4 separate regions of the Mus musculus genome follow, and all the other regions are linked to region 2. Evidence: chromatin loops called from intact Hi-C (ENCODE). Cell type or tissue: heart. All regions are shown on one strand. Each heading gives the region's core, and the rest is flanking DNA. Links, peaks and the distances in the headings are about the cores only.

Region 1 (7,422 bases), core at 835-5,834, 140 kb before region 2:
ACGAGCATACAGTGGGGAGGGTTGGGGGAGGCTGGGGTGGCTCTGAGTTGGAGAGAACTCTACTTAAGAGTTTCCATCACCTACCACATCTTTTGCTTCTAGGCCATTACATTGCCTCTGTGTGTCTCAAAAGCCTCTCCCTAACTGCTAGAAAGTGTTTCTGAGTGTCAGGTATCATTTCAGAGAAGCCTTTAAGAACAACCACACACACACACACACACACACACACACACACACACACACACACACACACACACACACACACTCCCCAGAGCTGATTAGGTTCCCCATTCCCCAGAGCTTTCATAGGGAACTTCACCTACATGTGACTGTGTGTTCATTTATGTGTATGTCTGCTCTCCTGGGCTGGGTGCTTTGAAGACTCCATAGCTGTGGAGATGCCATTTGGCAGACTTGGGCTATATCGGGTATTGGAAGATGCTTTCTGTCAGGACCAAGTTAAGAATAGAGTCTTTGAGTTTGTTCACTCATATAGTCAGCCAACATTTATTGAAGCCTTGCCACAGTCATCTCTCAGTGTGGCCCAGATGAATATGCACACACTTGAAGCTTCCTGTTTGTTTGACTTTAGGACGGTGTCGTCATCTTGCCAGTGTGCTTTCACAAGGGAGATGTAGGCCCAAATCTCTCGGTAGGACTTTCAGAGCTGTTTATGGATTTGCTCGTTGTTTAGGAAAGGTTTGTTAAAGGACTACTCATTAAATCATATACAAACATGTCCTCTGTGTAATGGCCTGATTCTTACCCTGACTGTTAATATTGAGACAGAGACTGCTAAGCACTTTACACGGGCTATTGCCTTAACCTTCACAGTAAGCCTATAAGCTAGGGACCATTTGTTCTCATTTTTAGAAGGTTCCATACCTCCTAAAATATATGCACGATCACACACACATTAACTGGGACATTTAAGCTCAGAACTTCAGAGTCAGGTGTGGCCTTAGAGCTGTTTGAATACACATGAAAGCCATCAGGACCTTGGTAAGTATTGGTTAACTCAATAAACACTACTCTCAAGAGAAATATAAAGATGTACTGTTCTCTCCGGGTCTTAGTTTCTCCTTTCCTTCCATTGTCCTATGTATTTTTAACAGCAAGTCAGAAAACATGTACGGTTAACTGCATGACAGATAATAGGTCCAATTGGAGTTAAGAGATATGACTAAAATATGAACTTTTCCTGCTGAAAGGATCGTGGAGTTGGGAAAGGTGCAGAAAATACATTAGTCAGAAGCAGGAGTGGTTTACAGAGTGGAGATCTGACTGCATCTCACGATGATGAAGGCTTGAGAGTCAGAGGCAGCCCCATAGATGGATATGTTTGTATGTAAATTTGTGCACATTCATCTAACAAGTCTTAATCACACATGCAAAACACCATCCCGAACGCTCCACTGGGAGCTTTTGGATCCACCACAGATGTTCACTGGAGAGAAAGCTGCTGACATTTGATGGCTGGAGTTCAGGCTATGGCTTGAGAATGACATTTCAGGGACATGGGGGTCTAGTATACAATGATACAGAAGCTGGGTTTGGAAGTAAATTCTCTGCTGGTTGTTTTTTTTTTTTTTTTTTTTTTTTTTTTGGTCAAGAGTAGGTGCTAACAGGTAAACAGGTAATCTAAAGAATGCTGAAAACTATACTCTGGCCTTCATCTCTTATCAATGCCTAGGTAACCAAATCCACCAATTATGAACCTATTATCCTTCCTAGCCACTGCCTCTTCTAAATTCCTCAACTCTCTGCCTACTTACATCATCCAGTTGTCCAAGCTGTAATTGAGTCTTTATAGGAAAGACAGATTTCATGCCATGCAATAGTTGGACTATCTGGTGCTGGGGTGGGTGGGTGGTGGTACTGAATTGACATCTAACTCCTCCCCCACCCCTACCCCTGCAACGTTGTCTGGCTTTCCCAACCCCATCTGTTACCTCTTCAGACCAGCTGTTTTCCTCTCACCTGGTCTCTCTAGTACCTTGTACCTGGGTTATAAGTTATGTTAGTGTGGGGAGCAGAGCTTAATGTGGTTTCGCTCACTGTAGATGGCCAGTAAATGTCTGACAGATGAGATGAGCTGCCTCAAAATTCTTGTTTTCTTCTGCTTCTAGAATAAGTCAGGCAGCCTCATTTGGCCTCCAAGATCTACTACATTGAACCACAGCCAATTTCACTTGCTACCCCCACCCCCACCCCCTTTCACTACCTTGAAGGCCAGTTTAGACAGTGATTCACAGTTCTTGCCTGGGGCCACTTGTATTCTCCCATCTCCGTTCCAGGAAATCCTCTCTGTGCCTCCTAAAGCTAGGACTCATCCAAGTTTATAGGCTCTGAGAAGCATGGTGGTGGCCGACTGCTGCCTCCCGCTAAAGCCTCCCGCCACCCCAATCAGCCCTTAGTAGGCACAGCTGGCCCTCCTCTTCCAGGAAAAGCCTTGAGGGAACGGTTGAACCCTGGAAATTTCCCGTAATCATAAGCCGCGACTGTCACAAAGCAGACAGGAGATGAGTGGGTCCTCATGCTGGACTGGACAGAGGACCACGAATGGGGCCATGCAGGCTGAACCTCAAGAAGAAGCTGGGTGCGGGCCAAGCCATAGTCATCGGCGGGACAGGCTGAGAGATGCGAAGGAAGGGGTGGAGAGCTGGGGCTGGGTGTGCTTCCTGCCCCGGGATCTGGCGACCCGCCCCTGCTCCCGCCCTGGCGGCCAGGCAGGCGCTGGACGGCCCCTCCTGCCTCGGCCAGCCGCCCAATCAGCAGGCGCCCCCCGCCCGGCCCGCCCCCTCCCCCTCTGGTGACAGAAAGTCGGCCCAGCAGATGAGGAAGTGGCCGGCAGGCGGCCCTGGGGACTTCTCTCCGGCCCTGATCCCTTTGAACCCTTCACTGCTGCCCGCCTGGTTTCCACTGGTGAGTGTGTACCTTCCATGGCTCCCCACGTGCCAGCGCCCCCTGCCTGGCTGGCCAGGCTAGCCCTGCCCTGCCTGCCTTGCCCTGCCCTGCCCAGGCTGTGGGCGAGGCTGTTCCTGGGGCGAGTGGGTGGGAGGTCCCAGGCACTGGGGCTGGGCCTGCCCACAGGATCCCTCCCCGGCACCTTGGCCCCTGACCCCCATTTGCTCACACCTAGTTCTTTTTCAGCACCTCCTGGCCTTCCACCCTTTGCCCACTCCTCTCTTTTCCCTTCCTGCCCCATGCCGGTGCCCTTTTTCTTTTCCATCCATCTTAAGGGAACTGGCTCTGTTTCACTGCGGGAGGGGGGTGGTGCGCACCCGGGTTTCCCTCAAACTTAGGGAGAGATCCTCAGAAGTCTGGACTCCCTCTTGCCCTCTGGGTCACTGTGTATCTCCCGGTGTTAAGTGGTGGTGAAGGGCGAGTGAATTGGAGGAGGTGGTTGAGGGAGGAGATAAGGAACTGGCAAGCTCACGTGTGTCAGAGCACATGCCTAAGTGCTAGGCCCCACTCCAACATAAGCCACCAACCAAAGTCTAACTGTAGGAAGAAATGAGTGTCACTCACCAGAGAGCTGTGTGTGCAGAAGGGAGGTGTGGGTGAAGATGTACCCATGCCTGGTCAGCTGTATGTCCCGCGGTTAATGCAATCCCTGACAGGTGTGAAGTTTAGGAGCCTGGCATGTCCGAGTCCAGTAGGGAGGCCTGTTTGGGTGATGTGGTCAACAAGATATGCCTGGACTGTGTGTGGATGTATGCTGGCTAGCTCCTGGCGCGGTATGCATGTCTCTGGGGGTGGTTGAGAGCGGTGTGATGAAGGTACATATTACTGTGTGAGAGCGTGGATGTGGATGGTAGAACTCAAGCCCCAAGGCTGGAGATTGATGGAGAGCAGCTGGAGCACTCCGCTTGTTGGGCAATTGCCGGAGTCCTCTGGGACAAAGTCCTAGGCTCTCCTGGGTCTAGGCTAAATTTTTGTATCCCTATAAACTTTCCCTTGGCATTCCTTCCAACTTTGAGGAGGAGGGGACCTAGCCCATGAGGCTCCCTCCCAGAAGAGGGAAAGATTCCTGAGACCTCCCCCACTCTCCCACCTCCTCACATACCACTGGTGTCCTCACCCCTCCCTGGTAGGGAAGGGTGATGCCCATTCTAAAGTAGGACAAACTAAGAATTCATGGCTGGTTTGGGAGAGAATGCTGGGTGTGGATTTTTTAGCAGTTCTGGCTTTGGCCAGACGTCCTGGCCAGAAGTTTCTGGAGAACCTACAAACTTATCTGGCTGGTCAGAGGTGGTGAGGCTGGGGCTCACTTGGCTTTCTCAATTCTGGTGGGTCCTGCTCCTCTAGGCATTGACCTGTGGCCTGGACCCACCCTCCACCCCATGCCCAACGTAGCGGGGGCGGGAGGAGGGCGGGGCTGCTACAAGATCTAGTCAGACAGGTGGAGCCGCCAGGGCAGGAGTCTCAAAGAGCCAGGCTCCTGGAGTGGAAGAGAGAGAGAGGCAGAACTTGCCCCTGAGAAGAAGGGAGGAGAGAGGCTGGAGGTGAAGCACTGGAAGAAGGCAGGAGGCTGGAGGTGAGAGCCTGGGAGGCAAAGGGGAAGCCCGGGGGCACTGGTGTTCACCACAGAAGTGGAACCCTAGGTTTGTTCAGGTACTAGAAAGGACAGAAGCAGGTGGGAGTCCCTGCAGGGGACAGAGGCGAGAGGAGAGTCTTGGAAAAGGGCCAGAGGGACTTTACCTGGGAGAAGGGGGTATGAGAGGAGTGGCTGAAGGGGAGATTCTCTGGAGAGAAGAGTGTCTCTCAAAGCTGAGAGATGAGACTGCTTGCCAAAAAGGTTGAGGAAGTTCACTGGGAAGATGAACTGTGTTGTGAGGAGAAAGGCTCCAGGAGACCTGGAAGGCAGGTCTCAGAGGGAAGGAGGAAGGCAGGGAAGGGAAACACTCGAAGAGAGTGGAGGGGAAAGGTGGGACAGCTCCATCCAGGCAGGCCGGATGCTTCGGCAGCCGATGTTCCAGACTGTCTCTTCTCCCAGTACACGCCTGCTCACCATGGCCTCACCATGGCCAGGATTCGACCTGGGGCCTTGTGTATGCTAGGAAAATACTTTAGTTCAGAGACCTATCCTTTTGTCAGTGAGGCAGCAGCTGTCTGATTCTGTATCTTGTCCTGTGGACCACATGTGTGATGGGGGGCCATGCAGTGGTCCCTGCCTAATACCTCCTCTCCATCCCTCCTTAGAGTCCTTAGCCAGGATGGAGGCTGTTGTGAACTTGTACCACGAGCTGATGAAGCATGCGGGTAAGCTGCTGTCTATGGCACTGCCTTCCTTCCCTTCTTCCCTGGTATCCCAGGATCTAGGGTTATGTCCTTAGGAACTCCTTGTGACCTGACTCATGTCTAGACCAAGGAAGGCTCTTAAACCCTGTGACCCTCACTCCTTTGACATCCTATTCACAGATCCCCGGATCCAAAGCTACCCTCTGATGGGGTCCCCCTTGCTAATAACATCCATCCTTCTGACCTATGTGTACTTCATCCTATCGCTTGGGCCTCGAATCATGGCTAATCGGAAGCCCTTCCAACTTCGAGGCTTCATGATTGTCTACAATTTCTCACTGGTGATACTCTCCCTCTACATTGTCTATGAGGTAGGCTGGAATGCCTAGGCTGTAGTTTCTGTTGAAGGTTAAGAGTTAGGGTACAGGGCATGGGCCAGAGCATGGCACTATCTGTTGCCGAGGTTCAGTTAGTGAAGGGGAGGGGTTGCTGGGAGAGAACGGATGGTTTAATCCACTCTTTTCTTAGTTTCTGATGTCTGGTTGGCTGAGTACCTACACCTGGCGCTGTGACCCCATAGACTTTTCCAATAGCCCTGAAGCACTTCGGGTAAGTAGAGCCTTAGGTAACCATAATTATAAGCAACCTAGATAAGGGAGAGCAGAGTTGGCCAGGTAGCAGAGGCTCTTTGGATACTGTGTAACTATTAAGATTGATCTGACTTCTCACAGATGGTTCGAGTGGCCTGGCTCTTCATGCTTTCCAAGGTCATTGAGCTGATGGACACAGTGAGTGTTACAGCTACTACAACTTGGGAGTGGGAAGGATGGACGGGGGGGGGGACAGGCATGCAACCTCCCCATTCTTCCCCCAGGTGATATTTATCCTCCGGAAGAAGGACGGGCAAGTGACCTTCCTCCATGTCTTCCACCACTCGGTGCTTCCCTGGAGTTGGTGGTGGGGGATAAAAATTGCTCCAGGTGAGCAGTGAAGGCCGCTGGAGAAGAGGGTGGCCACGGGGAAGAGAGGCTCATCTCCTGACCATCTTGTTTGCCATCGTAGGAGGAATGGGCTCCTTCCATGCCATGATAAACTCCTCTGTACATGTCGTCATGTACCTCTACTATGGATTGTCTGCCCTTGGCCCTGTGGCCCAGCCCTACCTTTGGTGGAAGAAACATATGACTGCCATTCAGCTGGTGAGGAGCCTGTTGGGCCCAAAGCCAACCCCCAGTGTTTCTAACTTAGCTCCTTCTTTCTACCCAGTTTCACCTCTGATCCTTGCCCTCCCCACCCTAAGCTATTTCTATTCCCCCCCTCTGCGCCCCAACCTATTTCTGACCCTTGTCTTTTTCTATCCCAGATCCAGTTTGTCCTGGTCTCACTGCACATCAGCCAATACTACTTCATGCCCAGCTGCAACTACCAGTACCCCATCATCATCCACCTCATCTGGATGTATGGCACCATCTTCTTCATACTGTTCTCCAATTTCTGGTATCACTCTTACACCAAGGGGAAGCGGCTGCCCCGTGCAGTTCAGCAAAATGGAGCTCCAGCTACCACCAAGGTCAAGGCCAACTGAGAAGCATGGCCTAGACATTGCCCACCTAAGTGCCTCAGGACTGCACCTTGGGCAGCATCCACAAGTGTCCTCTCTACCTACACCCGTGACCAGGGCTCTGTGGTCAGGACTGAGCAGGCGGACTGGCTCTCCCCTCCCCACAGCTGGTCCACAGGGGCCACTGTTCCCATCCCTTCTCCCAGCCAGCTCCAGGGATGTGGCCTCACTGCTGTCTGCCACCAGAACTGGAGGCTGAAAGGGCTGGACACTTACTTCCCCCTCCCTGCCTTAAACTTGGGAGAGGAACACTCAGGGCTGGCCGGCACGCACCCGGGTCTTGTGGCCTTTCTCCTCACACTGAAGAGGTCAGCAATAATCTGTCACTGTGGACTCAGGCTCCCTTCTCACTCCACATGGAAGCATGAGCTTCGGGCCAAAGGTCAGAATGGGCAGGCAGCAGGCCTGGAAGTCAGGCTGTGCGCTCACTTGTGTCTTAATTAAAGTGACGGGAAACCACTGAGATTGTGTGTGTGTGTAAATGAGGTGCGGGACACAGCTTTAGCTCTGGCTTGTTTACAAACAAAAGGGATGGGTGGTAGTGCATGCGGTAATTC
Region 2 (7,422 bases), core at 1,494-6,493:
TTACAGATAGTCGTGAGCTGTACAGAGTTACAGAGTGTGTGCTGGGAATCGAACCCAAGTCCTTTGGAAGAACAGCAAATGCTCTAAACCACTGAACCATCTCTCCGGTCCCACAGGACGCCACCTTAATGGAGTGTGACTAAGGCCAGAAATCAAATGTAGCCCAGCACCCTGCATCTGCTCTTTTGTTCCTTCATCGGCCCTTTACCGCCAACGTCACGGTTCCTGAGAGCTATGAACTGGTCACTGTGCTAAAGATGGACGTCTCTTTTGGCTGGAGTAGTATCTGATGTCATTTGAATCAGAAGCATGAACCTAACGCGGTGAGAGGCAGGGATGACGGAAGGTGGAGAGGACTGTCTCGGCCAGGAGCCCTGAGGGAGCAAACCCCACGAAAGGCACTGCTGCTGTGATGATAAAAACTATGCTGAGAATAACAGCAACCTCGAGGCTCAGCAGCCTCACAGGGAAGGTATTCTCAGATTCCTGTGGCTATGAGAACATCGAGAAAGTGAATAATGGGAGTTTGAGTGTGGCTGGGTCTGCCTCCAGAGTGGTGCCCTGTCCCTACATGTCTATTGCCTTCTATGCTCCCCTCTTTATGTCAGTCTTATTCCAGTGGCTCAGACAGATGGATAGCCAAAGATACCCCCACAAAGACACAATGAGTTCCCTAAAAAAATGTTTTCTAGGGTGGTCTATGTTCTGAGGAAGCCAAAGGTCATAGTGATGTCAACTGCATGTGGCTTTGTTTAAAAAAATAATAATAATGAGTTCAACAAGCTTGCTAAGCCTTCTCTTCCTGCTGGCATCCTGGCGGAGCCATACCCTTCTAATCGTCCAGACCTACCCTACTCAGCTACTGGGTGGCAGGAAAGATCTCATCAGTTCCAAGTTTGGAGAATCCCAGAGCAGTCTGCTCACACTAAGGTGTTTATGTGGAGACTTTGAAACAAGGTAACCAAGGCCGCCTTAGGCTTTTGGAACAGAGAAGGGATGTATGTCTTGGCTGAACTTTCTGATAGTGATGTCAGAGAAGGGACGGGAATGCCCATAGCTCCCCCTACTGGCTGTTCTAATGCCCATAGCTCCCCCTACTGGCTGTTCTAAGTCAAAGCCTTTAAGGGGCCGCTGATCTCCACTCAGTGTGGGAGATCTGGCCTGTGATCTTGGGAACCTCGAGTTTTTTAGTAGGATCATCTGCCTGCACAGATAAGCTAGCCTGTTATCCTCCCTTCTTTTCCCACCATCCTCCTGTGCCTGACCTGGCATCTTAATTCGTCATTTCTACTCTGAAATGCCTTTGGCGTTGCCACATTCCTCTCTCCAACCTACTTCTTCTTCTTCTTCTTCTTTTTAACCTCTAACCTGACAGGTTTTCCTGTCTCACCTGTTTCTTTCCACACCAGACCGAATTCTCTGCTAATGGGGTTCATCTATGCGAGACAAAGACAACCCTGTCCCAGAAGCACTCTGATCTACGTTCAGGATGAACCACATTTCTTGGCAACACGACCCAAGGCTAAGAGCCGTTCCAATGGGCTCTTGCTGCCTCGGACACTCTGCAAAACACTGAGGTCTGTGGATTCAGGAACTCCCCGCTCTCAACCCCACCCCATTCTCTGCTTTTTCTCAAGCTCTTGTCTCTGCCCAGAAGCAGGACCCTTCTCCCAGCTGGCCCTCAGCCACTGTCCACCCACCCTGGGGCCAGACTCCAGTGGCCCTCTGAGACTTCAAGGACCGTGTTTCCCTGATGGGCCCATGCCACTGGATATACATAATGGCCCATGTTTTCCAGAAGCTCTCAGAGGGTGGGAATACTTTGTATTGATCTTGGAATTCTCTGTGGCTGAGACCCAGCTTGTGCAAGAGGACATGAAGACAATGTGTAGGGAAGGATAAGGTGCGTGTTCTAGGTGTTTGTATTGCACAGCAACTCTGATTTCCATATTTGTATAAGCATGCCAGGGAATGGTGTGGGGAGGCCCTGAGCTCCTATCTGGATATACAAATGAGATGGTGGCCTCATTCGTTTTCCTCGGTTATTTTCCAGTGAGTTGCTCAGCCACCATGCCTGCCTTGGCTTTCTTTGGCCTGTGTGGGATAAAGTGTTGGGGCCCTGGTAGCCACGCAGGCAGTTCCTAACCACCACATACTAAGGCACCCAGGGCCCCTAGCCAGCACCTGGGTGTATGCATCTGGAATCAGTAGTGCTCTTCTTTCCTACCCCAGGCCACAGGCCTCCCTGGCCCATGAATGGTGGACTTTCAGACTCATTTTTCCCCCCACAGTGATTCTTGACTGATTTCTTTGCTGGGGTAAAGGAAAAGAAATGGCAGTTTTGATCCCCAATTCTGTACCAGGCCGGTGGCTGCTGTTTGTCTTGGTCAAGTGTTGCAGCAGCCACTGGGACGGTGTCATTTGCCCCATGTTACAGATAAACAGAGTTTCTGGAGGCCGAGAGATTCCTGGCCAAAGAACAGTGAAGCGCTGCCACCTTGGTCTACATGGAAACTGCATCTGCTCGCTTCCCACACCCTGGGTGAGGATACGGTTCCTAGTTAGGCTTGGCCTGCATAGGCCCTGCAGCCTCCCCAGACTCTGGCCTGGCCCTCGTGCTCAACCTCAAGATCAAAGAAAACAGTCTTGGCACCCAGAGCAGTAGTTCTTTAAAAAAGAACATTCTTTTTAAAATGTTCTCACAACAAATGGTTGTGAGCCACCATGTGGTTGCTGGGAATTGAACTCAGGACCTCTGGAAGAGCAGTCAGTGCTCTTAACCACTGAGCCATCTCTCTAGCCCCTGGAACTGACTTTTGCTTTGGGCTTCTGCTTGGTGTGGCGAGAAGGACCAGACCTGGAGATCCTCAGGCCTATGTGCCGAGGTCTTCCACTTGTCAATGAGACAAGGTGACAAATACTGCTGTCTCCCTCATTTCACTGCCCAGCTTCCTGTGCTCTGCCCTCATTTTAGGTAGCCCTGGTTCTTAGCAAGGCTGTGTGTGGTTGCTGGTACCAAATCTGCTGCCAATCACATCTGCTCCTCTTTCCTGGTCTCTGAATACTTTTATGGTCCAGAGCAGAAATGATTTAAATGGGTAGTAGGAAGGGGTACAGATTTTAAAATGGGGAGACACAGTCGTGCCTTGGTATGACCTGGGCTGTTGTGTACTCTGCTCAAATGTGTGTGTAACTCTACAGCATCCTATCTGGGTTCGTTCCAAACTGCACCCTGTTCCCGTCCCAGTATTTCAATTAGGATGTTAAAGAAATGTAACCATGAAAATATGTGCTCCGCACGCCATTCTGATGTTCTCTTTTGATATAAATTCTTATCAATTGCCTCAGATGATACTGACACCCGAGTGGGAATCTGGCAGAAGCGTCTCGATGGGCAGTCTCAGTGGAGTGCCTGGGTGGGGGCGGCAGGAATGGGGCCAGGCCCTCTGAAGTGTCTGCTGAGGATCCTGGGACCTGGGTGTGGGAGCTCATTAAGCACTATCTTTGCCAACACTGTGGGTGTGGTTCAATCTGGACCAAGAGATAAGGGTACGACCTGAGGCACCAGAAAGGAAGACGAGGCAGGTGGAGACTGGCCAGACACGTCCCAGGAGGAGGGAAGAATAAAAGGCAGCAAAGCTGGGTGGGGAGACGGGAGCTGGAAACAAGCTAAGGAGTCAGGAGAACTGAGACCTGGATGTATCGTGGGTAACGGAGAAGAACGAGGCAGGTCGCTAGCTTCTCAGGGATGGGGATGGGATGATGGCAAAAGGAATAGGGCTACCAGTGGGCATGATGATGCCTAGGTGGGCTCCCCGGTGAGCCCCAGGCCATGGTGACAGCCAGGATGAGCTACTGGAGATCAGAGAGGAGGAGCCATGAGAAAGCTGTGGGTCCCTGGATGTCTGGGGAGTCTAGAGCACGGGTGGTCTCAGGCGGCAAAGGGATGCATCCGTTACCTGCATGATGCGGACATAGTCGGTGCGATGCAGCTCACCCTCCTTGATCACTTTCTTCTTGAGCGTGGCAAGGTTCCTCTCCAGGTGTTCCCGCTGGCGGGCGTACTCCTGTTGCAGGTCTGAGTTCAACCCTGCAATCTCCACCTGGCGCATCACGTGGGGAGACACTCAGCCAAGGAGGGGAGAAGTGAAGCCTAGCACAGGGCAGTGAGGGCGGGGCGCTCAGAGCTCACCATGTCTGCCCGCTGCACGTACTTCTCAAAGAGGCCACGGATCTTCTCCTTCAGCAGCCCGGGTTCCTGGATGTACGCCACGCAGTTGTGAAGGTCTGTCTTGAAGCGTCGGACCAGCGCTTCCAGATCCCGTTCCTGCAATCAGACGTTTACTCCTGGGACAGCATGGCATGCTCTGTTCTGAGGGGCAGGGGCTTCAGGCAGAGGCTAATGAAGGGGTCTGGTGCCTCCTCATCTGGGATGAACACCTGACTGCTGGCGCCCACCCTGGGCACAGAAACCTAGATGGGCAGCCAGCCCAAAGGTCGCCGTTCTGAAATGCTTGTGTACCTGCCTGGGCCGGGTACCCTGCCTGGACAGCTGACAGGGCTTGAGACTGCACACATGGCATCCCGATTGCTCCGGATTCCTTTAAGGGCCTCAAGCTTATAAGATGGAAGGGAACTCATGTGGCCACACTTTCCTTTGGCGCCAAGAAAAATATCTCATTCCCTCCCACAGATCCTTACCCAGGGCTGCCCCATGCCTAAGGACCTCAGCAGTGATGGTTCCCCTGACTGTCAGGAGCACTGTTGTGGCTGGATGACAACTCCCTCCAGATTGTTGTAGACTGGACCAGCTCTCCATCTTCAGCCACGCTTTCTGACAGCTACCTTCCCTTATCATTACCCAAGAGGGTGTCTCCTTTTTCTCTTCTCTCATAGCCCTTTATTGACTTTCCATGTGTGTGTGCACATGTGTTTATATACACACTGACATATAAAATTTCTCTCCATATATAATTTTTTCTATCTCTTCATATTTTATGCAAAAGTTCAAATCACTCATCAGCCCTTTCAGCTTGCAAAGAGCGGGGCCACACCCTCTTCTCCTGTGTGGCTCCGCAGCTTTGGCAGCGTATGCTGCCAGTGTTTGATGTGGACAGTGGAAAAGTTCAGTCTGGTTTTGAAAAACATCTCAGTGGCCCGTGGAAAGAGTGCACAGCTGCATCCTAGCTCGGAGCCAGAGGACCAGGGTGTCCTACGCTGTTCAGAGGGAGAACTAGCTACAGGCACCCCGTGGGGGTTTCCTTCCCCTCTCATTTCACTGCCTGTATTGTTTTTATTTATAACACACACACACAAATGGAATGGACCAGGTGTGGTAGCACACATCTGTAACCACAGCCCTTGGGGAGGCAAAGACAGAGTTGGGAGTCCAAGGCAAGCCTGGGCTACACAGTCAGTTTCAGGCCAGCCTGGGCTACAGAGTGAGGTACTGTCTCAAAACATGTAGGGAGCCAGAGAGACGGCTCAGTGTGGAAGAGTGCTTGTTGTGCAAGCGTAATGAGGACCAGGGTTTAGAGTCTAGCATCCAGATAAAAGCTGGGTGGTTGTGGCCACACACACCTAAAACCCTAGCACTACACTGGGAAGTGGAGATGGGAGGGTCACTGGGGTCCCTGGTCAGCCAGTGTAGCTGAGGAAAGTGACAGCTCCAGGCTGAGTGACAGACACCTGACTTCCTCCTCTGACCTCTGCATGTGGGCATTGCGAGTGTGTGCGCGTGCGTACACACACACACACACACACACACACACACACGCATACGTGCACACACATCCATCCATACACTCACAGGAAGTAAACAAGACTGAGGTGGATGGTCTCTGAGGTTCTCCTAACATCAGCAATTTTGGGGTGGCCGAAGCTTTAACCACTAAGCACAAATGGCCTTTTAAATGATGTTCTTCTCCAGGTCAAACAGAGCCAAGGCTAAGGGTGCTCCTTCCTATAAAACCAGCACTCTGGCCCTCTCCTCCCTCCCTCCCTCCCTCCCTCCCTCCCTCCCTCCCTCCCTCCCTCCTTCCCTCCCTCCCCCCAAGCTATTCTATAGTCTCGGATGAATTTGAACATATACATTTGTGCAAGCCTGGAACCAGACAGGCCTGTGGGCAAGAGTGTGAGTTAAAATGGGAAGTGTTTCTTAGCAATGGCTGGCTCTGTCTCGAGGAGCCAGCTGCCCGTTGCGGGCAGGTGCCAGATCCTGAGTCCGCGCACTGCCAGACTCTGAAATCCTCGCACCTTCTGCTGCTCCTTGCGCATCTCCTGATCCGTAGCTCGCAGTTTCTGCAACAGTTCTGTGATGTTCAGCTCCAGTTGCGTGTTCTGTTTATGGAAACGCTCCAGCTCGGCTTCCATCTGTAGAGAACCAGGGGATGGAGGCATGAACGGGGAAGTCAGGAGGCAAAACTGCAACCTCCTGACAACCACAGTGCGATGTGTTGGGAGTGAGACCTTGCTCCTTGACACTTGCCCTCCTATAAGCACTGCTCTTGGCTGAGAGCATGCCCGCTCGGAGTCCTGCACCTGTCTGTGGCCAGGTCACAGAGTTTTCTTCTTAGTCACCTGCCCCTCCCTTAACTGTACAGATTTCTCTTTTCTTGTATTCTTTCTAATTCAGTCGACCTAGATCCCGGATTCTCAACTCCTGCTCAAGATAGGTCTCTCCAGAGAAATGCCTCCTTCACCCAGTTTGGAAGGATGTTTGAGTGGAGTCTGACCCTTGGGGTCCACAATCGTTCTAAACAGAAAGTTGAGGCTTGTTTCTAAAGTAGAGAGTTTTGAGGGACTGGAGTGGAATGTGAGCATCTTCAATCTAGGGCAGAAAGAAGAGACAAGATGGGGACAGACAGTCTGATCATCTAAGGGTCAAAGGAGTACAACCAAGAGCCATCCATCCCCTCTTCAAAGCGATGGCAGGAGATACCAGTGAGCGTCTGAAAGCCTCTCTCTCCCTTGTTAAATCTGTCTTACCCGGGGCACATCTAGTTCAGATGAGACTGGCTGTGGAGAAACCCAGTCCCCACTGAAAGCTTTAGGGGATGTTTGATGGACACCCCACATCTGATGGGCACTAGCACACCTGTGGTGCTTGCTATGGGGTTTTCAGGGGATCGGACAGTTCATTGTTTGATGTGTAGGGTGGAAGGCCCACCCTCATTCTATCATAATGTTTTTAGGTTCCTGTCTACCTCTGGAAGGTCTGGGAAGGTGAAAGAGACTGCCCCCATGTTCTGGACACAGAGGGACTCTTTTTTATTAATAGGAGGTATTTTGCTAGATGGAAAAGCCCTCTGAGGCGATGCCTGGCATCTGGATGGACTCTGTGAACATCTGATGAAGGCAGGAAGAGCAGGCGAGTGTGGTGGGCAGAAGTGGGGAGATTGAGAGTGGGAGGGGAAGTAGGAA
Region 3 (7,422 bases), core at 1,039-6,038, 160 kb before region 2:
CTGCTTTATCCGGGCTTTGTGCCCTTGTGCTTGGTAAATTGACTCATATGAGACCCCGTAAGTCTCCAGTTTGCTACATGAGCATTTTTCCAGTTACTGCCTCAGCCTTGCCCACAGCAGACACTGAAAAAACCTTCACTGAGTAAATGAGGGAATGAGGCCTCCTAGGTGGGATCTCAGATCCAGCTCCTGAGAGGCACAGTCCCCACTCACACACCTAGCAATGTCGGCAGCAGCCTTACTTTCCACTATACAAACCCCTGCCAACTTGTGACTTGTGACATATCCTCTGACAATAAAGGAAAAAGTCTGTCATTTCGTCAATGTGGTAAATCTTAACAGGCTTTGCGACTTGGTCAGCAGTCTTTTTGATCCCCCTCCCCGCCCCCAGATTTTTCCATCCCCCCCCCCAAACAGACCAACTTGCCTACTACCATTCACAAAAACTGAATAATCACCCTAGTTATTGTATCATTACAAACTGAATAAGCATGCTAACAGCTAAGGATGTGGTTTTAGGACAGCAAGACACAAAGTAACCTGATCCTGTCTAAGGTCTTAGAAGGATGGGAGGAAGGTCCATCAGAGCTTGCTGCTGGACGTCCCAGATGGAGGACAGACATCGGCTACTTAAGTACTGAAAGTGCACTGGAGCATTGAGCTGCACAATGCACGGCTTCCACTTCTCTACCTTTTTTTTGCTTTCAAAGCTGTTTTGGATGACCGCTTTTTCCAAGGCCCAGTTGAAGTCTGGTTCACCTGTCAGTTCTTATGGAATCCATCTTGAACCCAGGAATGTTGGTCTAGCCTTCTCGGAAAATTCCCGTTTATCTGATTGCTTGATGGGACCATTTCCAAAACCTCCTAAGCTTTTTTACATTTCAGATGTACTTCACCAGAACCAGAAGGCTGGCTTAATATAATTTAAGCAGGTAGAATGTTTTGCAAAGTGGGATCTGAGCGCCAGCTGCATCAGAATCACCTGAGCCGTTTATTAAAATGCATTATTTGATTCCTGGGTACAATCAGAGACCAACTGAATTCAGAGCTGACAGAGCTCAAGAATCTCCATTTTAACTAGCTCCCCTGGGGATTTTTCCGTATGACTGATTGAGACATTTTTTAATTCAGTTGTGTTTCATAGCATTCACCTCCACATGGAGCTTCAATCCTGACTTCCCTTGAGTCTGATGTGCCTGCCTTTTGAAGCAGTCTGATAAACAAGACAAAGCCAGGCTCTTGGAGTCAAGAGACCTGGATTCTGATGTGTTCTAGTACATGCTAAGTATGTGATCTTGCAGGTTACCCAACTGTCATCTAGGCTTTATTGTAATAGCAAGATAAGGAGATCTTTGCAGGGATACTGACATTAAAGGGGGGAGGGGAGTACAATGGTGTCGGAAGGCTATCACTGATTACGATCGTCGCTGAGGCCCACATACACCGATGCCAAGCTGGATAGTGATGCCAGGCACTGTGTTGCCACTCCCACCCACCCACCAGAGTTTCTTCCTGCTTCTTTAAGACTAAAGACCAAATTATTCTCTTGAGCTTTTTCTAAACCATGTGCTTTCTTCCCACAAAATAACGTCGATACCTCTGCCTCCTAACTATCCGAAGCCTGCCAGCATGATAAACCTTAACCTCTGGCATAACTGCGAGCTGAGCCTTCTCTTTCCCAGTCTCAGCCCCATCACCCACCACTATGGTAAAAGCAGGCCCTTCAGTGTTAAAGGCACCTTGGGGCAAATACTGGCTCTGCATGTTTCTCCATTCCTGAACAGGGAAAGCAAGAATGACAATTTCCTGAGGATTCTACCTGTGTTAGATACTTAGAGAACTTAAACTTCCTGGATCCCACCCATTTGTGGAAGGAGGTTAAATGCCCCACTAAATGTGACACTTCACTTACGCCTCTGCAACACCTATTATAATCCAATGTTCATTTAGTCCCCACAGCTAAGGAGTCTCTGTTTTACCCTCTGCATCCACCCTAACCCTCAGCACAATTCTGGTTGCAGAACAGCACTTGCTTCTTCCTCTCTTTTGGGAGCCTAGCCTCTCTAAACATCACCCTTTCTTCTTGGTATTCTGTTTCTACCCTATTCACTCATAGGGTTTTCATGTGTGTAGTTTATCACATCCTCCCCATACACGGGTGTGTGTACTCATACATTATACATATATAAGATCACACCCGTGTCAGAGTGCACGTGTGCAGGTCAGAGGACAACTTGTAGCTGTAGAGCGAGCTCACCTACCTGGGAGTTCTAGCCCCAATACTAGCTGCACAACTATGCTTCTTTTAATAGTGGCACCTCAGTTTCCTGAAAAGAGGGATGATAATGGTGTTTGCCTTATAGGGTTGAAAGAACTGGTAACAGTAAAGAGCTCAGAATTGTGGCTGGCATACAGTAAGAATTCGACAAGTAGCCATTGCTATTTGTATCGTTACGCACATGCATCAACCTTCCCTCCTACAAGGCTATCCCTCTGGGGTCCTGGACACGCTAGCCAAATTTGGTACCTCCTCGGATCCGCTCGTTCAGTTGGAAGGAGTAGTCCTAAGGTATCTTTGCATGGCATGACACCTCACCTGCTCTGACTTCAGTTGTCTGCTCTGTACATGACAATAAATACTGCCAGATTCCCTGCTGGAGTCTGAATGTCAAAACATACATATAGGGTTCTTTGCATCTAGGGGGTGGGGGGTGGGGTGGGGGGGCGGGTGCCTCGTCTGCCTTTTCTGCCTTAACTTGTGATCCCCAAGCCACATCACAGAACAAATACTTTTATAAAGAAGGAAGCAGGGTCTGTCCTAAGTTAAGACTGGCCAGAGGGTTGTAGGGCTTTGCCAAGAGCACGAACGCTAGAGCGAAATCAACTCATGCTATTGATTGCATTCCAATAGATGAGATACAAAAAACCCCGCAAAGTCGGTCAGCTTCGGCGTGGCACAATGAAAATCCCAACTAATAACCAAAACACGAGTTTTTATCAGCATCACTATCGCTAACAAGTCTGTGGATGGGCGACGAAGATCAGGATGGCATCTGAGTAAACAAAACAGCAACGGCCTCCTTGAGGCTCCGGAGGGTGAAGGCTGCCACACGCCCGCCCTCGGGCCTCGGCCCCGCGCCCGCCCATCCCTCACCTCTGGCTCGGGGCGCTCCGAGGCCATCACACAGCCCTCCCGCGCCGGCCCGGGCCAGGGAGGTTGCTCCACTCCTGACCTCTGACCCGGCTAGTTCTGTACCGGGCAGGAACCGGAAGTTGTTGGGATGGTCCCGTTTTGAGTTTTCTGATTGGTGAGCGCAGCAAGCCGTGCGAGAAACCGGAAAGGGAAGTGGTTGCGCCCGCCGGGCCGCGGCAATGCAGGTGAGAAGCGGGTTGGGCCTTATAGCCGCTGGCGGGAGGGTGATTGGGCTGAGGACACCGGGGAGTTGGGGCTGTGAGCGGAGGGCAGAGGAAAGGCAGCGGAGCCAGAGAGAGCGAGGCCAGCTGCGGGAGGCGCGGGCATCGAGCCCGCTGATGTGAGAAGGTCGGAGGCCCGGGGAGGAAAGGCGGACTTGATTGAGCGTGGAAAAGGATCGTGGTGGCATTTGGGAAGGCTCGGGAAAGTAGTGGGCTGCCGCACGCCTCGATCTAGGCTGTTGGACACAGGCGTCATAAGGCTTCAGAAGGCTAAAGGGATCGTGGGCCTCCAAGGATGAAAACTAAGCTGTTTGTAATTCGAGGCTGTGGGTGGAACCCGGTGTCCAACCCCCTCAGTCACATAGTCAGGTTTGCAAATCAGCTTTGCATCATTCTTCCCGGCTTGTACCTCGTTGCTAAGGGCGGAGAAGTGGGGTAAATAGTCCTCAGATAGTCAAACGGAAACCCTCTGCCGCCTCAGCGTTTAAAATTGTCTAACACTCAGAAACAATGTGCAGGTTTCCTCGCCTTTGTCTTTCATTACTCTTTCATTACTCACTTGGCTTGTTGCATCTGATAAACCTACACTGTTTATGGGTCACCCGAATTATGAAAGAGACACGGGAATATTGGCACAAAGATGCACGTTGACTTTCCAAAGCACCAAATGCTATGGATAAACGGCCAGTTGGGGGACCGGGAAGGGGATTGCAGAGCTGGTATTCAGAGAAAACCTTACAGAGAGGCAACGTGTGAGATTGTCCAGATTGTGTGGTTGACAGTAGCTACACTCACAAGAGGATGACCAGAGGCACCCATGATATAATGAACTTCGGGAATTATTTAGGCTGTGTGTGCAGATAGCACCCCTGTTATCATGGCAAACCTTTCTGAGGTGAACTGAACTTCCTGAAAAAAACAAAACAAAACTGTGTCAATGCCAACACCACAGAGTGACACGAGGGATTCTCATCCACCCAAGGAAAGCAGCGCAGTGACAATAAGCAGTCGTGAGGTAGGCAGGCCACATCTATTTTCCAGAAGAGGAACTGACAAAGAAGAGTGTGCAGAAACCTGAGCACGTTCCTATTAACCCTACTGCAAATCTAAGAGAATGTTGTCTACTGGGAGAGGCAGTGTTTGAGAGCTGGGAGGAGGAGAGCATGGAATTAAAAAGGTGCAAGGCTAAGTGAGTTCGAAGCCAGTTTTGTTACAAAGACAAATCATGAGGTTTCAAGCCAAAGAGAATTAGGTCTGGTGCAATGACCTTCTTGAAGGACCACAGTGTAGGAGGGTTATAGAGGAATCAGTTAGTAGGAGGACTTCAGGCCAGGTGAACAGGTTGAAAGGTCTAAGGGTTGATGCTATCTGTAACCCAAATACCAAGATAGAAAACAATTTAGCTTTTCTGAATGTGTCACGCTCACTTGTATCTGAGTAACCAAACACACTGTTGATGCAGAGGGAGGAGAAGCAGCTTGAGGCATCATTAGATGCCCTGCTGAATCAAGTGGCCGATCTGAAGAATTCACTGGGGAGTTTCATTTACAAGTTGGAAAACGAGTATGACCGGCTGACCTGGTAAGGATTGCCAGGACAAGCTGGGGAGGGATCCATGGGTGGTGGGGCCAAGCCCCCTGGCTGACAGGACATCTCCAGCGATGTACCCATTTATCAACTTGCAAATATCCTTTTTGATTTGGAAAGAACTAGGTTGCCCAACATTGACAAGTTTAGTTTGGCTTAAAGCCTCCATGGCAAGGAAGTAGAAAAATGTCCAGTTTCCCAACCTAGGCTGTTTCTAGGTTTTAATTCTTACGCTTTGGCTTCCTTAGTGAGGAGGCATTTCCTCAGTGGAAGACCATTATAGCTCCATTTATGGTGGCTCTCCTTCCACACATGAGGCTGGATCTGAGATCCAGCCTTCTGGAATGATAGAGTCTGTTACTACATTAGGGAGGAGGCTTTACAGACTTACTACAGTGTAACCACAGCCCCTGTTTCCACTGCTCCCAAACCCAGTCAAACAGTGGGTTGCCTTTTTTCTGTATCTATGTCAAAAATTGAAAGTGTGTTCCTCTTTCCCAATTCCATCTCTACTAGCAAATCTGGTTCTTGCCTATGCCAGACACAGGGCTGCGAGTCTTCGGGGTGAGTCTGAGTGTTGCAGCATTAGGACTTTTAGAGGTTACTTTGTAGGGAGAAGTAACTCTGGTGACTTCTCGCCACCTCCAGGCCCTCTGTCCTGGACAGCTTTGCATTGCTTTCTGGACAGTTGAACACTCTGAACAAGGTCTTAAAGCATGAGAAGACGCCACTGTTCCGAAACCAGGTCATCATCCCTCTGGTGCTGTCCCCAGACCGAGACGAAGACCTCATGGTAAGACACACAGTATCTTGTTGACTGGATCCTCTGTGTGGCCATGAAAGGTGAGGGCTGCCGTCTGGAAGACTTGTTTTTATCCTTCTGGGGTCAGGAGAGTCCCCCTTAAAGAATGAAGTGAAAATCAGGGCCTATCTCACCAAGTCCACGACCTTCCTTTTCCAACATCTATGTCAGGCAAAAAGAAAAAAGTCTGTCCTGCTTGCCTGTGACTTTGCTGCAGTCTTTAAAATGTGGGGTTGAGAATTTAGCTCAGTGGTAGAACAGACACAAAGTCCTGGGTCCCCAGAATAGGGGTGGAGGTAGAGATTCACAAAAGACCAAAACAAAACAGCAAAAAAAGACAATTTCAGTGTGGTAGTGGAGGGTGGGATTTAGCTCACCCTAGTTCTGATGGAGTGAGTGAGTGAAAAGAGAGTGTCACAGAAAGCTATCCCTACCTCCGGTTGTGTTGTCTCTGGAAATGCGTTTTCTGATGGAAGGGAAGTGGGGTTAGAACTGGCCTACTTGGATAGCACAATAGGATGAATCCAATCTATATTACAGCGTCAAACTGAAGGACGAGTGCCTGTTTTCAGCCATGAGGTCGTTCCTGACCACTTGAGAACCAAGCCTGACCCTGAAGTTGAAGAGCAGGAGAAGCAGCTGACAACAGATGCTGCCAGAATTGGTGCTGATGCAGCTCAGGTTGGACTGAGTCACTGGCCTGCTACCTCATCCTCATCCTTCATAAGCAAGACTTTACCAAGGCTGTGTAGGGGTGTGGGGTTGCTCACAGCTAGGCTGCCTGTGGAAGAGCACAACGAAGATGCTTCCCTGAATCATTGCTAATCACTAATCAATTCATGTGTGTTACAGAAGCAGATCCAGAGCTTGAATAAAATGTGCTCAAACCTTTTAGAGAAAATCAGCAAAGAAGAACGAGAATCAGAGAGCGGAGGTAAGGAGGGATGTGGCAGCACAGAGCGAGAGCTGTGTAAGATCACAGCACAGAGGGAGAGCTGTGTAAGATCACTAAATAGCAATGGCCTGCCCAATTGTGAAGTAAGGACATAAGAATGAACTGCTGGGGCTGGAGAGATGGCTCAGTGGGCAGAGGTGCCTGTTGCCAGGTCTGGCCTAAGTTTGATCCCTGGGACGGACCTACATGGTGGAGGGGGAAAGCCAACAAGTTGTCCTCTGACCACCAACACAAAATTAGAAGTTACTTTAAAAAAGAAGAGTCGGCTCCCCTCCTGAGCAGAGGCAGCCACCCTCTCCTGTCTTTCCCAGTAAATCTCTAGTGTGGGGTTTGTTGTGCCCTGTGACTTCGTAGTGGTCCTTGGCTCCTGAGCAGGAGGACACCTTTCCTCTCAGGACCAGAACACATTGGTGCCATGACTTGTGTAGGCTCTCATGGTGCCTGTGCTTCCCCTTGGGGTCTGAGCCACGCTGGGGGACATGGGAGCAGGGTGGGGGAGAAGAATGAACCGGTGAGAAAGGGATTTGTCTCCTGTTAGTAGTTCATCTTTACGACTATCCTTAAAGCACATAGAAGAAATAGACAAAGTAAAAGTTTAAGGCCGGGCGTGGTGGCGCACGCCTTTAATCCCAGCACTTGGGAGGCAGAGGCAGGTGGATTTCTG
Region 4 (7,422 bases), core at 772-5,771, 350 kb before region 2:
GCTTTCGGTAGCCATCAATGTAGTTGGCATTGATGTAGTCACTCCCAGGAACACCTACAGGAATGCAAAGGGATTCGAGAGTGTTAACCTGGGGCTCAGAGCATTCTGGAGAGCAGGGTACAGGACAGCAAAGGGCAAGGGGGCACTGTGCCCCGGGCTCACCATCAATGGAGGTGAGGAGGACTCGAGAATGGTCATAGGCAATGACATTTGCATAGCGGTTCTTGGGCTTGTTCACCTCCGAGTTGGAATTCTCCCATGTGAACTGCTGTCCAGGGTCAATGGACTGCCAGAAATGGAAGAAACAGGGAAAGTGAGGGCCAAGTCGTGGGAGGCCTATCCATGGTGCTTTGCAGCCAAGTAACACCTACATTCCCCAGCCCAAGTCTGGAAAGAGATAAATTGAAGACTCAAACTTCCATGGCAGCCCCTTGTAGAGCTTATGAAGACCAGGTGGGTCATGGGTCAGGCCCTGCATCCAACCAGTGGAATGAGATGGAGATAATGATGATGATGATGATGATGCGGCCACCTGGGCTGTGCTGGAGACTGACTGTCCAAGGCTACAGGTCCACATACCATGCTGCCCAGCTCTCTTCTCCATCTCTGGCTTTTCCTATTCTGTCTGTTCCCTGCCCTCCCCGTAGGCAGGATCTAAGCTCCTCTACATCTCTTCCCTGGCTCTCTTCTCACTTCGTTGCTCAGGAAATGTTTTGTTTGTTTGCTTGTTTGGATAGGGTCTCATGTATACCTGGCTAGGTTTGAATTTACTACCTACTATATAGGATACAATTAAGGATGGCTCCAAAGTTCTCTCTCATCTTCCTACTTCCATGTTATGTGTGGGTGAGTGGTGGGATTAAAGTGTGTGCTACCCCATTTATGTGATGCTGGAGGAAATCCAGGGCTTTGCAAATTCTAGGCAAGCACTCTACCAAATTAGTCTCATCCATAGCCCATTCACAAGATTTGTTTTTCTTTTCTCTCTCTCTCTTAAAATGCATGTGTGTACACATATGTGTTTGTGCACTTGTGTGGTAGACAACCCTAGCAACACCCTCTGCCTTTGAGCCAGGACTTCTCAGTGGCCCCCGGTTCACCAAGTAAGCCAGGCTGGCTAGCCAGTAGTACCATGGTGGCTTCTGTCTCTGTCTCCCCACTCTGGATTACAAGTGGCCATTTTACACAGCTATAGCTGCAATCTTCACCTTTTGTAAGTCAATCTTCACTGACTGAACCACTCCCATTAGCCACCGCCACCCCATTCACAGGACTCTCCTGCTTACATCTCAGAGCTGCCCCTACTATCCTGCGGCCCCCTAGACATCTCCATGTGCAAGCTTCACAGCTCTTTCCACCCCAGTCCCTTTAAAGGCCAGCTCATCTGTTTCCTGTCAAAGCAGGTTCTGATGTGACCCCCCCACCCCTCAGTGGATAGCACAAATCACTGACCCAGGAAGCCCAGCCAGGTTTAAAGTCCATCTTGGGACCTCCCCAAGGTCCCTCCCATTGCTTACCACACCCCCCTACACTCCTTTCCTCTGCCTTTCTCAACCTGCTGCTGCTGCCAGCAGCTAGCTCTGCTTGGTACCTCCAGGCCTCTTCTCTTGCCCTGCTCCAACCCTCTCTGTCCTTCAGCAAGAACAGTCTTTCAAAAAAAAAAAAATGCAGATCTGAGTATCAAATTCCTGCTCAGAGGCCTCCCATGCTCTTGACTGGCTCAGGACACAAAAATGCTAACAGCTACATTTCTGTGTGAGCTCACGGTGTGCCCAGCACGGTCCTAAGCCACTGCGTGCATTTCTCCATCTTTTTACTCAAGAGAGGTTTGAGTTATTGTCCTTCCTTTGAGGATGGAAAGAATCGATGCCTGTATCACAGTCTCCTCCGTTTTGGTCCCAGCCACCTTATTCTCTAAGGAGGCTGTCTCATCACTTCTGTGAGGCCCCACCCACCAGACACACCCACCATTGTGTTTGCTATATATGATTTTAGTGCATGCTGTCAGAACCACACACTCACAGCAACGATTACTGCTCTGTCTGTGTTTCTCAGTGACTGCGTCCCAAGGCCATCTGCTTCTACATGTCAGCATAGGGACTGGAATACAGTTAAGTGCTAACAACAGTCTGACAAATGACCTACAGACCATGAAGAGAAAGTTTCGGGAAAGCCCACAATAGATCTGGTGGCTTCTAGGACAAAGAAGGGCCTTTAAAGAACGCTCAGATGGGAGGGATGGAGGGGAGGTGGTAAGGTGACGGCCGTGAGCAGGGGCTTATAGGAAGGATGCCAAGGCGTGGGGCAGGACAAGGGCGAATACTGGTAAAAAACAAGGAAGGCCTCCTTGTCCAGAAGTTAAGCTAAATCCAGGCCACCCGGCTGACAGGCTCTGCCTCCACAGCAGAGGTGACACTGTTGCTGTGCAGAGGCATGCTCATCTGTCTACCTGCCAAGCTCAGTTTTCTTCTTTGGAAGCCTGGCCTGTCGCCTTTAGGATCTACCTGGCCCAGTGCCCTCGGAAGGGCAAATCCGGTACCCAGGGATATATCCCCCAAACATAACTCAAGAGTGGACACCTGACTAAAAGAGAGCAACCCCCTGGGTCCAGCTGAACAGATCTATCCATCATCTGTCCATCAGTCATCCTCTGAGGTGTATGCCAAGTGCTGACAAAAGAGCGGCCAGTACAGCAGGGAGACAAAGAAAGGGGGTCTCCTTAGCACTTCCTTTCTAACAAGGCTCCCCTGACTGTATGGCCTGGGAACACCCAAACGTCCCTGACAAAGAGCTGTGGGTGAACCAGGTGGTCACTGACCCTGAAGTCTGAGCTAGCAAACAGAGGTGAAGGCCAGAGTGAGGCGAACACTTGGAGGGCTTCCTGACTCCCCATCTATGAGCTATGTGTTTCGGCATGCATGTGTGATCACATGTGGGAGCGGGAATGGAAGCCGGGCTGAGAACAGACCCTCCCACCCTTCTCGGACAATGGTTACCATGTGGAGACTCAGTAACATTGTTATGCAAGACTGAAGTGCGGATGGTCATGAAACCAGCACAGGCAAGGTCTGGGTGGCTCCACGACTCCTCAGCTGTTTGACTCTAGGTAACTCACACCTCTGTTTGAGTCTGGTTTCTGGTATGTAAGACAAGACTGTGACAGTACCACTCCACGGGGGACCGAGTAAGAGGATGCTGTCCCGTACCTGGTAAGTGCAGGCCTGTTCTTGTTGGAGATTAGATATTATAGCCATTGCTACTAAATCAGTGTCTGCTTCTGCAGGCATCACCTAGCAGAGCCTTCTGAAGCATGTCCTAGGGTGACCACCAGAGGGCTATGGTGAGCCTGTGGGCTGAGCCCAACACCTATGACGGCCAGTTCCCCAACTGAACTTTGCTATTGATCTCCCTGGCCTACATCCCAATATCCTCGACCTCAGGTGGGACCCAGGACAAAACAAAACCAGACTTGGAGAGACTGAGGACACACGGTGGGAGTGGTGGGTGTCTCACCTCATACTCCTGGGAGAACTTGAGCCCATCGTTGGCTTTGAGGCGCTCAATATTGTCTGCCAGGTCAGTGATGGGGATGGGCGGGTGGTCTCGCATACCTGGGGGAGGTGGGGCAGACACATGGGTGGCATTAGTGTGAGTTCTGGTCAGGGTGGTAGAGACAGCCCAAGGCATGTGTGAACATGTGTGATCATGAAGTACTCAGCACTGGTGGCATGGAAACAACAGCACATGCGGCGGCGGCAACAGGAATGGAGAACACACAGTGGCTGGGCATCAGGGGAGGCCAGAGATGGAGGTGTGTGTACTGTGAGCACACAGAAGCATGTCCAGATGACCTGGTGCTGCACGGGACAACAGGGCTCTCTGCCTGCCAGGCCTGCCTAAGAGGAGCAAGGGGCTTCTTCCCACTAAGACGGGGCTTCGAGCTCAGGAACAGGGTGGAAGCTGGGCTCTTACCACACCTGTCTGAGACAGACACCCCCTTACCCCGACCCCTCATTGACGCCAGTCACCTCAGAGATTTGGTGACCCTGTCACCCCGGGCACCAAGTGTGTGGGTGGAATGGTCATGGAGCGCAAAGACAATGGCAGAGTGGCATAGAAGTAGGGAGAGAGAGAAGCAGAGATGGGGAGGAAGATACAAAGACAGGCAAGGGATCAGGACGGAGGCACACAGAGGGGTTGGATGGAGACCAGAGGAGGCAGGGACAAGGAGAGAGGGTGGGAGAGCAGATACAGGAGGAAGCCAGTGAGCACAGGAGGGGACAGAGAGAAGGGAGACGCCGGAAGGGGAGGGAAGGGATAAAGGCAAGGGGAAAAGGGCAAGGAGAAAGTGGGGAGACGTGAGGAAGTAGAAGAGTGGAGACACACTGAAGCCAAAGTGTCCCCAAACCAATGTGGGAACTTTGAAAACTAACTTGAGATATTCGGGCAACTGGGGGCACTGGAACCTGCAGAGAAAACAAACCAAAAGAAAACAATGGGACAGGAGCAGAGCTCAGGAACCCTCTTTCTGGTCACCTGGTTCTGCGGTTCGACACTGAAGGGACTGTAGGTGAAGGGCAAGAGGAAGGGGCACAGACAGAAAGAGTGGGTCAGCTCACGTGCCTTCCAGTAACAGACAGTCCCCCTCCCCCAAAGAGAGAGCTTCCAAGCAACATAGGTCTGAGTGGCCTCTTGAGACCCTATAATAAAGTCACTCCAGCCCAGCCCTCACCCCCTCAAAATCTGACCTTGGCCATTTTCAGATGGTCTCCATACCGGAAATGAAAAATCTTTTAAAATCTCAAGTTCCTCCCTTCTCAGGGATGTCATGTGCCCATGACATCCTTCACACACTGATATGGAAAAGCGTTCTGCATTCCCTTTTGCTGCTTTTCAACCCATGGAAATACTTCTGCCTGAAGGCTTGGGTCCTATACCTCAACACAGCTATGGGCCCTACCCTCTCAGTGCCACACTACGCCAGCACCTGAGACAGGGAACCTTTCTGCCCACACCTCTGCCTGCATGCTCCCCTATAACACCACCATCCTGCGGCCTGTTCCCTTCTCCCTTCCTGCTCGTCCCGGGAGAGTCTGCCCATTCTGAGCTTTGACCACTACCTGATCCTTGGTACCATTCACACTGGTGGCTCCCGGCCTGAGGTCAGCACAAAGTCCAGACACAAAGGCCTACTGCCACTTGGATATCCTCTATGGCAGCAGACACAGAACTGGCTTTGCATCCTTGTGTGAGCTCAGCTCACCTGCCTTACCACCTTCAGCTTCCCAGACTCTGTTCTTCTCCTGCCTCCCTTTCCTACCACTTAACTGCCTGATGTCTTCCCCAGGGCCCGCCCGCTCTCCACAGAAGCAGCCAGCTCTGCTGCTCCTCTGATGAAGACCTTCAATGACTCCCTTGGTCAGTCAGGATGAAGTCTAAGCTGCTCAGCCTGCCGGTCACGGTCACTTCTTGGCTCCAATGCTGCAGAAATACCCTTCAGGGGTTTAACTTGATGTATACACACTGTGCTTCCACTTAGAACCACCTCCAACCCAACTTTCTGTCTGGTGCCCACAAAGTGAGGCACCCTCTGAGAGCAGCCTCCTCTAACCACAGATTCACGCACTGGTTACAACAGCCCGCTGGGTCCACACGGAACACTTTCTCAAGACACGTGTCTTTGGAACTCAGTCGCCATGCTATAAGGAAGTCCAGGCTACACAAAGAGGCTAGCTCGTCTGCCAACTACCTCCCACCGGAACAAACCACCCTAGGGTTGGCAAAGTTCACTACCAAAGGCCAGAAAACCAGTGCTAAAGGCTTGCAGACACCCAGGGTTCTCTTCCACCTTCTAGTTGTCAACTGACCTTTGTAGTGCAAATGTCCCCAGAAATGAATGGGTGTGGTGGTGTGCTGGGCAAATTTTATTTATAAAGCAGACAGTGAGCTGTATTTGGCTCCAGGCCATAATTTGCCAGCCCCACTTTATAAGATTCTAGTTCCCAGCTTTCAAATCTTCCGGCTGAAGGCCTACCCTGGCTGGGTATCCTACCGTGCCCTGTCCCAATTCCTGACTCATAACAACTGTGAGAGAGAAGACATAATTACTGTTGTTTTAAGCCTTGAAGGTTAGGGGTAATTTGATGCGCAGTGATAACCACCTCACACAAACATAAGCCCTCAGTGTGCACACATGACTTCATTCACTCATTCCTTTGTTGTGTGCTCAAGCATCCAGCGAGAATCTACCACACGATAAACACAAGGACGGGTTGAGCCAGCCAGGTCCTGGAGCTACAGCTAGAGACTGTCGCTCTCTGAGAGACACCTCTGGGGTGTAGGGAAGGAGTGATATTCCAGGTGGAAGGAACAGTTCGAAGTCACATGAGAGCAGCTCAGGGGAAGGGACAGGTATTGAGCCTGGAGCAGGAACCCTACACCCTTGCACAGTGAACCTGAAATAGCCTTCATCAAGGGCCAGGTATGAGCCCCTCACCTACCATTCTGTCTGCTACAGCTTCTCACTTCTAACACAGCCTGGTGTGTGTGTGTGTGTGTGTGTGTGTGTGTGTGTGTGTGTGTGTGTGTGTGTGTGTGTGTGTGTGTTTGTTGTTAAGGGCCAGAGGGCAGATATTGAGACTGACCACTTGTGCCAGAGCTGAGGGCTTCAAGAGGTCTCTTACAGTCCATCTATTCAGAGACTGGAGACACACAGGGACCTCTGTTGTCTCTAGAAGTCTCCTAGCCTGTCCACCTGTTCAATATGGATGCCCCCATCCATCATGAAGTCCCATCATGTCAATTCAAACGGAACAAAAAAGGAAGAGAAGCAGCCAGAAGTGAGCGTGCACTAAGGTCTTTTGACAACCTGTGGGACTGAGCTGGAGGCCAAGAGGCCGAGGGATCAACCCTACCTGGGGTCTGGTAGTTAAGCCTTCGCATCTCCACAGGGTCAGAAGAGTGGGCCAACAGGGAGTCCTTCAGCCCGATTGACTGCTCATCCTTTGATGATGGGGAGTGTGTTCTCTTCCTAAAGAAACAAGAAGAGGCTAGTGAAAACTGGGAACAGAGGCAGCTCCCACGGCCCCAGATGTCTTCCCACCACCCCACCTTATCCTGGGATCTCTGGGTGTGAGCCAGGGGGAGAGCAGCGTCAACATGAGAGAACACAGGGTAGGGACAGGGCAGGGAGACGGCAGGTGTGGAGTGGGCCCAGGAGCAGTGCAGCGAGGGAGGGAGGCCAGAGAGGCTGGTGGTTCCTCTGGACAGGAGGCAGGTCACCGCTGGGCAGTGGCTGCTGTCCTTAACTCGACCCCAGCTGATGCAGCAGAAACCACCACGAGAAAACATGCACTGGTACACAGAACACACAAACGCCATCACGAGGGCCTGGGTCCCAGCTGCCTGGCTCTCAGGGCCAAT

The links. Hi-C counts contacts between places; a loop is a spot of excess contacts. Peaks named below come from ENCODE experiments on the same cell type or tissue, not always from the same donor. Only the 100,000 strongest peaks of a DNase experiment are listed, where the experiment ranks them.
Region 1: it touches region 2 in a loop (2.7-fold over the local background); 7 of 42 quality-filtered maps call a loop at or near these places.
Region 3: a loop joins it to region 2, with 2.6 times the contacts of the local background. A loop is called at or near these places in 10 of 42 quality-filtered maps.
Region 4: it touches region 2 in a loop (4-fold over the local background); 15 of 42 quality-filtered maps call a loop at or near these places.

Annotation. Positions count from the first base shown.
Region 1 is chr4:118,425,291-118,432,712 of GRCm38, forward strand. It overlaps Elovl1 (elongation of very long chain fatty acids (FEN1/Elo2, SUR4/Elo3, yeast)-like 1), which reads left to right and starts at 2,803. Exons shown (of 8, transcript NM_019422.3): 1 at 2,803-2,925; 2 at 5,206-5,265; 3 at 5,425-5,615; 4 at 5,773-5,853; 5 at 5,976-6,032; 6 at 6,119-6,224; 7 at 6,307-6,443; 8 at 6,608-7,422. The coding sequence starts at 5,220. The coding sequence ends at 6,829. In heart, for the core only: a CTCF peak has its summit at 2,889; DNase peaks (open chromatin) are centred at 2,751, 3,611 and 4,361; H3K4me3 peaks cover 3,073 bases; H3K27ac peaks cover 2,768 bases.
Region 2 is chr4:118,565,390-118,572,811 of GRCm38, forward strand. It overlaps Cfap57 (cilia and flagella associated protein 57), which reads right to left. Exons shown (of 23, transcript NM_026789.5): 19 at 6,256-6,372; 20 at 4,193-4,327; 21 at 3,960-4,103. It overlaps Gm52677 (a long non-coding RNA gene), which reads left to right. Exons shown (of 3, transcript XR_003955099.1): 2 at 117-472; 3 at 1,410-4,974. Among named protein-coding and RNA genes, the nearest start is that of Gm52677, 15 kb to the left of the region's middle. In heart, for the core only: no CTCF peak of the experiment used is centred there; a DNase peak (open chromatin) is centred at 3,512; H3K4me3 peaks cover 1,048 bases; H3K27ac peaks cover 1,780 bases; H3K27me3 peaks cover 3,489 bases.
Region 3 is chr4:118,406,009-118,413,430 of GRCm38, forward strand. It overlaps Szt2 (SZT2 subunit of KICSTOR complex), which reads right to left and starts at 3,255. Exons shown (of 72, transcript NM_198170.4): 1 at 3,155-3,255. The coding sequence starts at 3,181. It overlaps Med8 (mediator complex subunit 8), which reads left to right and starts at 3,329. Exons shown (of 7, transcript NM_020000.3): 1 at 3,329-3,378; 2 at 4,877-4,995; 3 at 5,650-5,794; 4 at 6,344-6,484; 5 at 6,656-6,737. The coding sequence starts at 3,373. In heart, for the core only: no CTCF peak of the experiment used is centred there; a DNase peak (open chromatin) is centred at 3,293; H3K4me3 peaks cover 2,277 bases; H3K27ac peaks cover 1,640 bases.
Region 4 is chr4:118,213,579-118,221,000 of GRCm38, forward strand. Ptprf (protein tyrosine phosphatase, receptor type, F) reads right to left here. Exons shown (of 33, transcript NM_011213.2): 21 at 6,915-7,030; 22 at 3,514-3,611; 23 at 163-286; 24 at 1-54. Among named protein-coding and RNA genes, the nearest start is that of Mir7226, 6.7 kb to the left of the region's middle. In heart, for the core only: a CTCF peak has its summit at 3,329 (motif pointing right); a DNase peak (open chromatin) is centred at 3,454.